Linked DNA regions of Homo sapiens: region 2 is linked to region 1. Evidence: read pairs that join two places in POLR2A ChIA-PET (ENCODE). Cell type or tissue: A673. All regions are shown on one strand. Links, peaks and the distances in the headings refer to the core of each region. The heading gives the core; the rest is flanking DNA.

Evidence for each region. ChIA-PET counts read pairs that join two places held together with the same protein. Peaks named below come from ENCODE experiments on the same cell type or tissue, not always from the same donor. Only the 100,000 strongest peaks of a DNase experiment are listed, where the experiment ranks them.
Region 2: POLR2A ChIA-PET joins it to region 1 with 6 read pairs; 10 of 35 experiments call an interaction of 5 or more read pairs at or near these places.

Annotation. Positions count from the first base shown.
Region 1 is chr1:16,618,764-16,624,133 of GRCh38, forward strand. It overlaps the pseudogene CROCCP2. Among named protein-coding and RNA genes, the nearest start is that of NBPF1, 7.9 kb to the left of the region's middle. RefSeq lists enhancers at 1-458, 459-1,126, 1,127-1,795, 5,068-5,370. In A673, for the core only: a CTCF peak has its summit at 2,467 (motif pointing left); a DNase peak (open chromatin) is centred at 2,418; H3K27ac peaks cover 811 bases.
Region 2 is chr1:16,518,601-16,523,970 of GRCh38, forward strand. TRN-GTT5-1 (tRNA-Asn (anticodon GTT) 5-1) reads right to left here and starts at 2,058; the gene lies at 1,985-2,058. In A673, for the core only: no CTCF peak of the experiment used is centred there; no DNase peak of the experiment used is centred there.

The sequences.
Region 1 (5,370 bases), core at 214-5,213:
AGGAAAAGAGTAACTTGTGGCAGGCGTGAGAGGTTCCGAGGCACAAAAGGAAGATAGGCATTCAAGGAACACCAGGATAGAAGACCCAGAGTAGGAGAAGAGAGAGGAAGAGGAGTCCGCCAGATGGGATGCTGGAAACCGCGGGATAGCTCGGTGGAGAGAGGGCGCTCCTGCTCCGCAAGCCTCCCTACGACGGCAGGCCTACCCGGTCCTGCTCCTGCCGGCTCTGGGCATCTGGTTTCTGCCGCTCCATCTCCAGGGAGATGGTGGCCAGGCTGTGCCGTGTACCCATCAACTTCTCTGACAGCGCCATCTTCTCAGACTCCTTCAGAGACAAGGCCTGGGCAGAGGCAGGGGACAAAGGGCTTGGGGGATGGGCTGGTCCTGGGGGCATGCTCAGGCTTCTTGCTGCCTAGGAAATGTGCCCACTGGGGGCTTAGAGGCCTGAGTGTGCCACTGCAGGTGGACCCAGGGCAGACATGCAGCCCTGGAAAAGGGCACAACGGCAGTCACAAGAATCCCGGACGTGGATACCACTCATAGAGCTCACTAACCCGCCACAGCACCCTGACTGCAGAGTCTTTCTTTCTACCCATCTTACAGATGAGGAAACTGAGGCTCAAGGAGGTAAAGTGACTCGCCCAGGTACACAGCTGGTGAGGAGAGGAGATGGGCACAGTCTGCCCTGTCTCCGTTACATTATAGGAAAGTTAGGGATTTGTTATTTGGGGGGACACGTCAGCTGATGCCTGTGGGCATCGTGGGGACTGCTCAGAAGGCAGCCATGAGGATCCATGCCCAGCGTGGGGTGGGACGAGGCATGGGAGAATATGGAACAGCTTTCCTGGTGTCACGACTGTCACTGTCACTCAGTAAGTGCTCACTGTGTGCCAGGCATGGAGCACAGCAAAGCCTCACGAACCCCCTTCTAATCCTCCCCTCCTGCAGGTAAGGAAACTGAGGCCCCCAAGAGGGCAGTGGCCTGCCCCAGGGCTCCTAGCTGCCAAGTGGCAGAGCAGGGCCCGGCCCCAGAACTGGAGCAGCTCAGAGAGCAGCAGAGGCCACGCCAGGGCTCACGAACCTGCTGCTTCTCGCTCTCGGCCAGGAGGAGGCCCTCGTCATGCTCCTGCTGCAGGGCAGCAATCTCCTCACTCAGCTGTTCCTTCTCAGCCTTCCGCCGGGCCAGCAGCTCCTCCTGCTCACGCTGCAGCTGACTCTGCAGCTGGGCCCGCTCGGCCTCCAGCTCCCGCCATGCTGCCTCCTAGGGGGCCAGGACTGGACGCGTGTGACACACCAGGAGGGGCCCAGGCAGACCCCCCAAAACATCAGGGCAGCAAGAGCCATCTGGCCCCCATACCCTCAGAGATGGAGGGTGACCAGGTAAATACAAGGGACTGATAAGGGCTATGACGGGGACACGCCAGGGCCGTGAAAGTGCCAAGGAGCAGCAGTGGGCTGGCCTGGGGGTCCGAACATGATCCCCTGCGGAGAGACAAGTAACTGTCAGCCAGGTAAGGAGAGAAAAGACCACCCCAGGCCAAGAGCACAGCCCCTGGAAAGGACTACAGGATGCAGGGTGCAGAGGGAAACAGGGCACGGTGAGTCACAGGGCCAGAGCCCCAGGCAGTGGCTGGGCCAGGACAGGCCGTGTGGGCCATGGGGATTCTAAGGACAGTGAGGGGAGTGGGAGAGAGGACTCGAGCCAAGGTGACAAGGAGCAATCTGATTTTTAGCTTAGGGGATGTTCCGACAGCTGTGGAAGAGGGATTGGGGTTGGGATGGAGGAGAGTTAGGACTGGCTGTGAGGAATGAAGGGGGTCAGGGGTTGCCAGAGGAGCTGGAGAGAAGAACACAGATTTGGGGACATTAATGAGGCCAAGCCAGGCAATGCAAAGGGCAAGAAGAGCAAGGGGGAGGTCACAGTTCAGATCCCTGGGGACTGGACAGGCGGGCAGGCAGAGCCCACAGGCAAATAGCAGCCCACCCGGGGAGCCCGAGGGCAGGTGCCTGCCTCAGCAGTTGTCCCTAGCAACTCTGTGAGAAGCAGACAGAGCTGCCACTTCTTTTTTTTTTTTTTTTTTAGACAGAGTCTCGCTCTGTCACCCAGGCTGGAGTGCAGTGGCGTGATTTTGGCTCACTGCAACCTCTGCCTCCCAGGTTGAAGCGATTCTTCTGCCTTACCCTCCCAAGTATCTGGGACTACAGGCGCGTGCCACCATGCCCAGCTAATTTTTTGTGATTTTAGGAGAGATAGGGTTTCACTGTGTTAGCTAGGATGGTCTCGATCTCCTGACCTCGTGATCCGCCCACCTCAGCCTCCCAAAGTGCTGGGATTACAGGCATGAGTCAGCACGCCCGGCCAAGCCACCCCTTCTTTAAGAGCTTCACCATAGCTCATGCCTGGAATCCCAGCACTTTCGGAAAGAGCTTTACCGCCCCCTGATGGAGAAGCGTGATAACCACCACCCAAGGCCATGGGGACTGCAGGGTGAGTGGCATGCCCTGGAGCCATGTAGTCATAGCCTGCACCTCTGTCAGAGGAAGCCCTGTCTAGGATTTGGTGGCTGAGGGCCCCTGTTCTGAGGGCCACTCTGGAGAGCATGCCAGTGCCAGCAATCATAACTCATGGAGCATTTGCTAAGTACCAGTCACTATGTTAAGCCCTCTATGCAGATGGTCTCAGCTCATCCTCAATACCTTCCACTATCCTATCCCTATTTCTACAGGTGGGGAAATGAAGGCACAGACACCTTGGGTAGCATCACCAGTAAGCGACCAAGATTAGATTCAAACCCAGGCAATATAACCCCAGAGTCAGTGTTCTAGTAACTTCCCTGGCCCCTTGCCTTTCTACATGCTCAGGTCTGCGTGGCCCTTCATATGGAAACTTCTTAGCAAATGAAAGTGCTTTCCTGCTGTGCATTAGGTCAACATTTCCCAAATGTGGTTGTGGACCCTCTGCATCAGGATTACCAGGGCTGGACCAGATTTGGGACCTGGGTATCTGAATGTCTAATAAGGACCACAACCTCCCCACCACCCCTCCAGTCCTCCCAGCTGTCCCCAGGGCCTCCACAACAGAGAGGGAGTCCCATTTCACAGATGTACAGACCGAGGCAGAGCAAGAACGATGATGAAACACTGGCTCAGACTTCTGCCCACCCCTCCCCAGCTGCCTGAACCTTTTCACGCTGGAGTCACTGTAAGTCCTCCTCCTGGGCTGCCCACTGCTCCCGCAGAGAGGCCTGGGCCTCCCGCTCAGCCTGCACCAGCTTCTGGGCCATCAGCTCCTTGTCTAGACTGGCTTTCTCCTGCGTAGCTATTATTTGCTGCCGCAGGCCCGCCAACTCCCCTGCACGAGAGGAATGGGGGAAAGGGCAGGGTTGGGTTGAAATTTTTCCTTGGGCCAGCAGACTTAGGCCAGTTGAGCCATATGGGCAAAATCCCAGAGGCAGAGGGCCTGCCTGGCATCCAGTTTGGGTCCTCTTGAAGAAGTGGCTTGTCCTCTCTGGGCCTCAGTTTCCCTATCTGCTACATGGGCCCACTGGCCCTGACCCCTTTCCTGCCTACCTAGAATGGCATTAAAGGCATAAAATGACTGATGAGAAGGCCTCCCAAATGGGACGGATGTCAAACATATAACAACCCTAGGCCAGGTGCCATGGCTCACTCCTGTAATCCCAGCACTTTGGGAAGCTGGGGCAGGTGGATCACCTTAGGTAAGGAGTTCAAGACCAGCCTGGCCAACACGGTGAAACCCTGTCTCTACTAAAAATACAACAATTAGCTGGGCATGGTGGCGGACGTATGTAGTCCTAGCTACTTGGGAGGCTGAGGCAGGAGAATCGCTTGAACCCAAGAGGCAGAAGTTGCAGTGAGCTCAGATCGCACCACTGCACTCCAACCTGGGCGACAAGAGTGAGACTCTGTCTCAAAAAATCAAACAGGCTGGGCGCGGTGGCTCATGCCTGTAATCCCAGCACTTTGGGAGGCCGAAGTGGGCAGATCACCTGAGGTCGAGAGTTCGAGACCAGCTTGACCAACATGGTGAAACCCCGTCTCTACTAAAAATACAAAATTAGCCAGGCATGGTGGCGCGTGCCTGTAATCCCAGCTACTTGGAAGGCTGAGGCAGGAGAATCGCTTGAACCTGGGAGGCGGAGGTTGAGGTGAGCCAAAATCGCGCCATTGCACTCCAGCCTGGGCAACAAGAGTGAAACTCCATCTCAAAACAAACAAACAAAAACAAACAAACAAACAAAAACCCTATTACTGACTCAGCACTTACTATGCGTCAAGCACCCAGCTAAGTATTTTAGACATAACCTCATTTTGTCTTCATAACATGCCTATGTAGTTTATCCTCATCCCCGTTTAACAGATGATGAAATGGAGGATCAGAGGAGATCAGCAGCAACTTCCCACAGCTGCACAGCTACACATAAAGCATCTCCTTTAATGACTGACATGAACATACCTGTCAAGCATTAACTATCAGCATTAATGGAAACGACTACAGGGAATGGAAATGGTATAGCCATCATCTAAAAACCATCTCCCGGGTTGGAAACCCACCAGCATTTCCCTTCCTGGTTCTGTCTGGCTCAGGTGTACATGGACAGGAAAATTAATTTCCATGACCCAAGTAGGTGCTTAGTTAATGTTAGATGAGCAGAAAGAAGCCCTGAGTTCAGAGATTCGATGGGGAACGGTGCAGGGAAGTGGGGCTCGGATTCTGGGGCCAAGAGAGTCATCTGAAAACCACAGAGAACTCAGACTAACAGGCCTGATGACCGATGAACAGCAGTTACTGTTGACTCAGCCAGGCACCGTGCCACGGCCTTACACGCTTTTCCCATGTCATCCTGGCAACAGGCTTAGAAGGTGGGCATTGCCACCTCCAATCATCAGCTGAGGAATCTGCAGCCCAGAGAGGAAAGGGGCTTGCTCAAGGGAAGGTGAGATCTAAGTGGTGGCACAGGACTGGAACCCAGGCCAGCCAGACTCCTACTCCAGTGCTCCCAACTTCTGTGAGACTACAGACATTGGGAGGTTGCAGTCTGGGCTGGAACCTGGTGTTCCCCCCAAGTCCCCAGCCACTCGTACCAGTCAGGGTCTCCTTGGCCAGCAGCAGGGCCTGCCCCTCGGCTTCCAGCTGCTCCCGGCGGGCCTCAAGCTGGGCCAGCTGCCATTGCACCTCAAACAGGCTGCCCTCCAGGGCTTCCTTCTCCAAGCTGCAGCACATACAGTGCGTGAGGCCCTGGGACTCAGCCTCCCTGGCCCCAGGAAACTGTGGATCTCAGGGAGTGGCCAGGCATGGGCCAAGTGCCAATCTACCTGCCTGGCCAGGCCCACACTCCCTGGGGAAGC
Region 2 (5,370 bases), core at 158-5,157, 100 kb before region 1:
ACGGTGGCTCATGCCTGTAATCCCAGCACTTTGGGAGGCCAAGGCAGGCAGATCACCTGAGGTCAGGAGTTTGAGACCAGCCTGGCCAACATGGCGAAACCCCATCTCTACTAAAAATACAAAAAATTAGCTGGGCGTGGTGGTGCACTCCTGTACTCCCAGCTACTTGGGAGGCTGAGACAGGAGCATCGCTTGAACCCGGGAGGCAGAGGTTGCAGTGAGCCGAGATTGCACCACTACACTCCAGACTGTGCAACAGAGCGAGACTCTGTCTCAAAAAAAAAAAAAAAAAAGAAAAGCAAGCCAGGACCCCATGGCCGGTGAGATCCAAACCAGTAAAGGGGCAGCTCCTCAGAGATAGGCATGTGCATTAGAGAAAAAAAGTATCCTTAACATGACTCCATATGATAATCAGCTCATTAAAACTCATGCATATGGACTGCACATCATGCATGTACTTAAAATTATGGGATGGAGGCAATGTGCAAGCACACAAGGGCCAAAGTAACTAAGCAACCCACCTATCAATCAAAAGGCAAACACTGGCTAACGATTAGGCATCCTTGGGAAGAGAAGAGAAAGAAACACACATAAAAAGACCCAACGTACACCAAACTAATACTGATCTCACATCCCAGAGATCAGCCCACTCTCCCCACTCTGAGACTGTTACTGTGCTTAATAAATTTTGCTTTGCTTTGCTGCTTTGTGTGTGTCATGTACAGTTCTTTGTTTGGGACACCAAGAGCCTGGAAATGCACGGCACCATCTGGCAAGAATTAGGATTTTTTTTCCTAAGGGTTAACAATCCAAGCCTTTGGAGAGACTTGCTTCACTGCTGTTATCAACCAACAGCCTGATGCTTTCCCTCCCTTTTGTGGTTTTGACAAAACAAGCAAGCAGCATTCCCTCCTGATAAGAGACCACCGACCTAGGAATCATTCTGGCCAGACTACAGAGGATGTACAGTGAGGGTTTTCATGTCCATTGCCTCAGATTTTGACGTCAGAGGGCCACAAACTCCACTCTCAGATGATTGCTAACGCCACCATTTTATGAACATGAGCCCCATGGAGAGGCACGCAGCTCAACTGCACATCTGCACATTTTTCCTCTTATAAACATTCATATTGGAATATTATTTGGTACTGCTCCCGTGAAAGATACATTTGCAGAATGGACTCAGATTAGAAGCATTATACAAGCACTATAATGTAGCAATGGCACATCCAGCTCTCTACACTATAGAAATGTCTGCAGGGTAAACATTTCCACAATGACCAAAGATATCTGTACAGGACTGGTGACTGCAGCATTCTTTGTAATCCTAAAACTATGAAACTAAAGTCATCTCAAAAACATTTTGTTTTTTTGAGATGGAGTCTCGCTCTGATACCCAGGCAGTGCAGCGGTGTGATCTCAGCTCACTGCAGCCTCCACCTCCCAAGTTCAAACGATTTTCCTGCCTCAGCCTCCCGAGTAGCTGGGATTACAGGTGCATGCCACCATACCTGGCTAACAAAAACATTTTGAAAAGGGTTAAATAAATCATGCATAAACTGAGGAAAAATACTATTTTCAAAAATGATGGAGAGAATCACTTTCATGATGAATGATTCCACTGGTCACATTATTGATAGAGCAATCAGGAAACCCAGGCACATCCTGGAGGTAATACTGGACTCCTATTACTAAAATATGAAAAAATGGAGACACGTAAATACTCGTTTAAGCGTATAACGGACTGAATTAGAATTTTATCACATCAGAAGTGGGTTCCTAGGTCTCTGTTTCAGGATTCCTTAGTGACACAGGTGTAAACCCGGCATTTCAGGAGATAGCCGGCTAAGAATCTGGTCGGGGAGGTGGGCGGCCCTTGACATGGATCTGTCATAAATTAGTGGCTTGAGACTTTGGGAAGATAAAATCTTCCCCATTTATCTAGTGATTGACATTGCGTGAATGCTTCAAAAGTTCCAATAAGCGTCCCTGGGTGGGCTCGAACCACCAACCTTTCAGTTAACAGCCGAACGCGCTAACCGATTGCGCCACAGAGACAAGCGCTTCCAACTCTACTGGGCATCTAGGAAGGGCGCACTCACTGAACTTCCTCCGTTCCGTCTATTCTCAGGGCCCACCGGGCAGGACCACTGAGCAAGGCCTTGGAAAACCAGAGAGATTAGAGCGGTGAGTCGCGCCGGTCACGTTGGACGCCTGCGTGTTAGGAGATTCTGGAGCCAGAAGAACAGCAGAATTGCCTTCGCCCGCCCTGCCCCTCGCCTGCTGCAGAAGCTTCCAGAAACTCCCTGGTGGGCGACCCAGCCCGAGCTGCCTGGGGCCCCAAGGGAAGCTGAACGCCCTGTGGGCTCCTGGGATGGTTCTTCCCGTTCTTTGCGCCGCCTTCACCCATTGAAGGAGCCTGTGCCCACCCTGCCCAGTCGCTTTCCGGGCCGCTGAGGAGCTTCCGCTGCCATCTTCGGATCCTGTGTTCCGCACGGGGGCTCCACCAGGGCAGGGATGGTGGTGAGGGTCGCTCGTGGGTCCCCTCGCGGGGAGCAGGGTCTGGTACTCACCAGGGCGCACGACTAGGACTTGTGGAATGAATTCATCGTCGCCTTTAGCTTTTAGTCCTTTGAAGAGCCCTGAGAGTGGAAATCAAGAGATTTTTTCCACGGGGAAGTTCTTTTTACAAAGCGTTGATTTCTCGGCACCCGGCAGGGAGGGCAACTGGCAGGGTCTCTGGCGCACCTTCTGCGCGGTGGAGCCACGGGGGCTCAGCTGGGCGGTGGTGCGGCCGTGGGGTGGTAGGTCAAGAGCTGGGAAAGGAAAAAGCAAAAGCTGGGAAAGAAGCCGGGGAGCGGTGGACCAGACATCCAGACCTCCTGAAAGGCTCATGAAGGGGCACAGGCAGGATCTTCTGGAAGTGAGAATTGTTTTGTTTGTTTGTTTGTTTATTGTAGTAGAATGGGGAAATGGAGAGAGAACCTGAAAGAGCCCCAAACTCGAGGACCTATTGCTCCCCAAGAATAACATCTTCCAGAAGAACTAGACAGAAAACTAGGCGTCTGGGAACTCTGAAATCCTTGGAGGAGTAGCATCATCATGACCCTCTGTGTTCCTTTTGGCAAAGGACTTGCTCCCATTGTTTGCTTGTTCAATTGTCTGTCCGTTAAATAAATAAAACCCTTTTCCTATATCTTTAAAATTACGTTGGTTTTATCATTTTATGATTACAAGTAATGCTGCAGTCATCATTCTTGTACACTCTCATTGGCCACTGGTGTATTTCTATAGGGTGGAGGCCTGGAGAGTAGTTGTTCCAGCATAGTGTTTACATAGCTTTTATTTCATTCCGTTTTCTTTCCTTTGTTGCTTTATTAGCTATAACCGTTTTCTTATTTCAGAGGCTGCTTTAGGGTTTCCGGAATACATCTTTAATTTATCATAGTCTGCTTTCTAGTGTCATTATGCCTCCCTTTCTGGCCTTTATCCTAGTGTTATGTATCTTTACTTTATGCACTATAACCTTTGTGATTCATTATTATTACTTTTATTTGTTACGTCAAATATTTTTTGAAAGATTTAAATTATAAGAAAACGTGTAGTACATGCTTTCTAAATGCCATTTCCAATATTCGTTTCTTTGTGTAGGACCACATTTTTATCTGGTATCCTTTTGCTTCTGCCTGGAGGACGCAAGATTTCTTGTAGCGTGGGTTGGTGAATTCTTTTAGCTTCCGTATGTTTTTCAATGTTCTTATTTCACTCACAGTTTTGAAATTTTATTTTTGCATAGAATTCTAGGTTAACTTTTTTTCTCTAGGTACTTTAAAAATGTTGCCATTTATGAAGCATTGTCATTTAAAATATCATCTTTCTTTCCTATGTTTGTAAATATGGCGTAAAGCCGGTTTCTTGTGCTGGTTATACAATTTTCAGAATGTGTATTTAAATTTAAAATATTAAATTGTACTAAAAAACTAAAAATATTAATCATGAATGTCCTAGATTCATCTTAAGTTCCAACAGTGCACTTAAAATGTGCCCAACCTGAGGGTCAAACCTACCTGCTGATGTGGAATTTGTGTTTGTGAGACATTCTCAACAGCATTTGCTTTCCCCAGCCTAGTGATTTTCCTCACATCTGAATGTCTTCATTGCAAAAGGAAACGTTTTTCTTTGCAAAAATACTTTAAAATATTCTTACTTCAAGTAGGTGTACTAAAAACAAATTTCTCAGTTGCATCCCTGAAATCCATCGAAAGCCCGGGAGAGACAATCAAGTGCTTCAGGACCAAGAGTGAAACAGGAGAGGACAAAGCAGGGCTTCTTCACTAGGAGTCAAGCCAAAGTCAACTGATTTGGTCTCCAATGGAGAACGGAACTCGGTTCACCAGCAACGTGAGGACGTGGCCCAGAGGAGACGGAGTTTCCCTTCATGGTGCCTTCAGATAGGAAATCTAGGATTTTCTTTCTTTCCCTTTGATCTACTTCCAACTCTCCCTTTCTGTTTCTTCAAGATCTTTTTCGGATCCCTGGGTGCGAAGGACATAAGGGGCCAGTGGCCTTCCCTACTGGTCCCTCCTTGACTGGGTGTCTTTGGAGCCCAAGCTCACCCGGAACATTACTGCCCGCTGCAGACAGTGAGAGGACAAAGGAGGGCGGTGGGTGCAGTGGGAACCACAGAGTCACCGTGCACCTGCGCCCGTGGGCTCCTAGCAAATTGAATAAATGCCCCCTGAAGCTTCTCTGCAGGTCAGAGGGAAGGGGAGGGTGGCTGCCGACCTGGCGGGAGAAGCTTCAAGAAACATCGGGAGGACTTGGCCCTGCCCCTGGGCCTTGAAGACAGGCCTGGCCAGGCTGATTTTGATGGGTAGGCCCAAAGAAAAGGTTCGAGGGCAGCCCAAACCCCGACCCTGAGATTAAGGCTCTTAAGTGTCTGACAGTTTTGAGAATCGTCAGTAGAATCGATCCTGCCTGTATCAGGAGACTTCTTTGCCAAAATTCAGAGACCAAGAAAGAGAAAGATTGGGCAGATCAAAATCTGTCATTAACCAAACAGGAAACATAAGTTTTCTGACAAATTGAATGTGTGCTGTGAGAAAAAGACTAGCCTCAAGGAGAACCTGGTTTTTTGGCTTGAGTGTAGGGAAGAATGGAGTTGCCACCAACAATGGTGCGTTGAAACGGCAGGTGCATCAGGCTGTAGATGTGAAGGAATTAAAAATATTTTACCCCAAACTACATTTCTTTGACATATTTTGAGATGTCTGTTCAGAAAGCCAGCTGCAGAAGTAGCCCTGCAAAGTTGTCTTTTGTTGGGGAGATTTGCATCTGTAGGGAATCTGCATTGATACAGCCAAGTCTTTC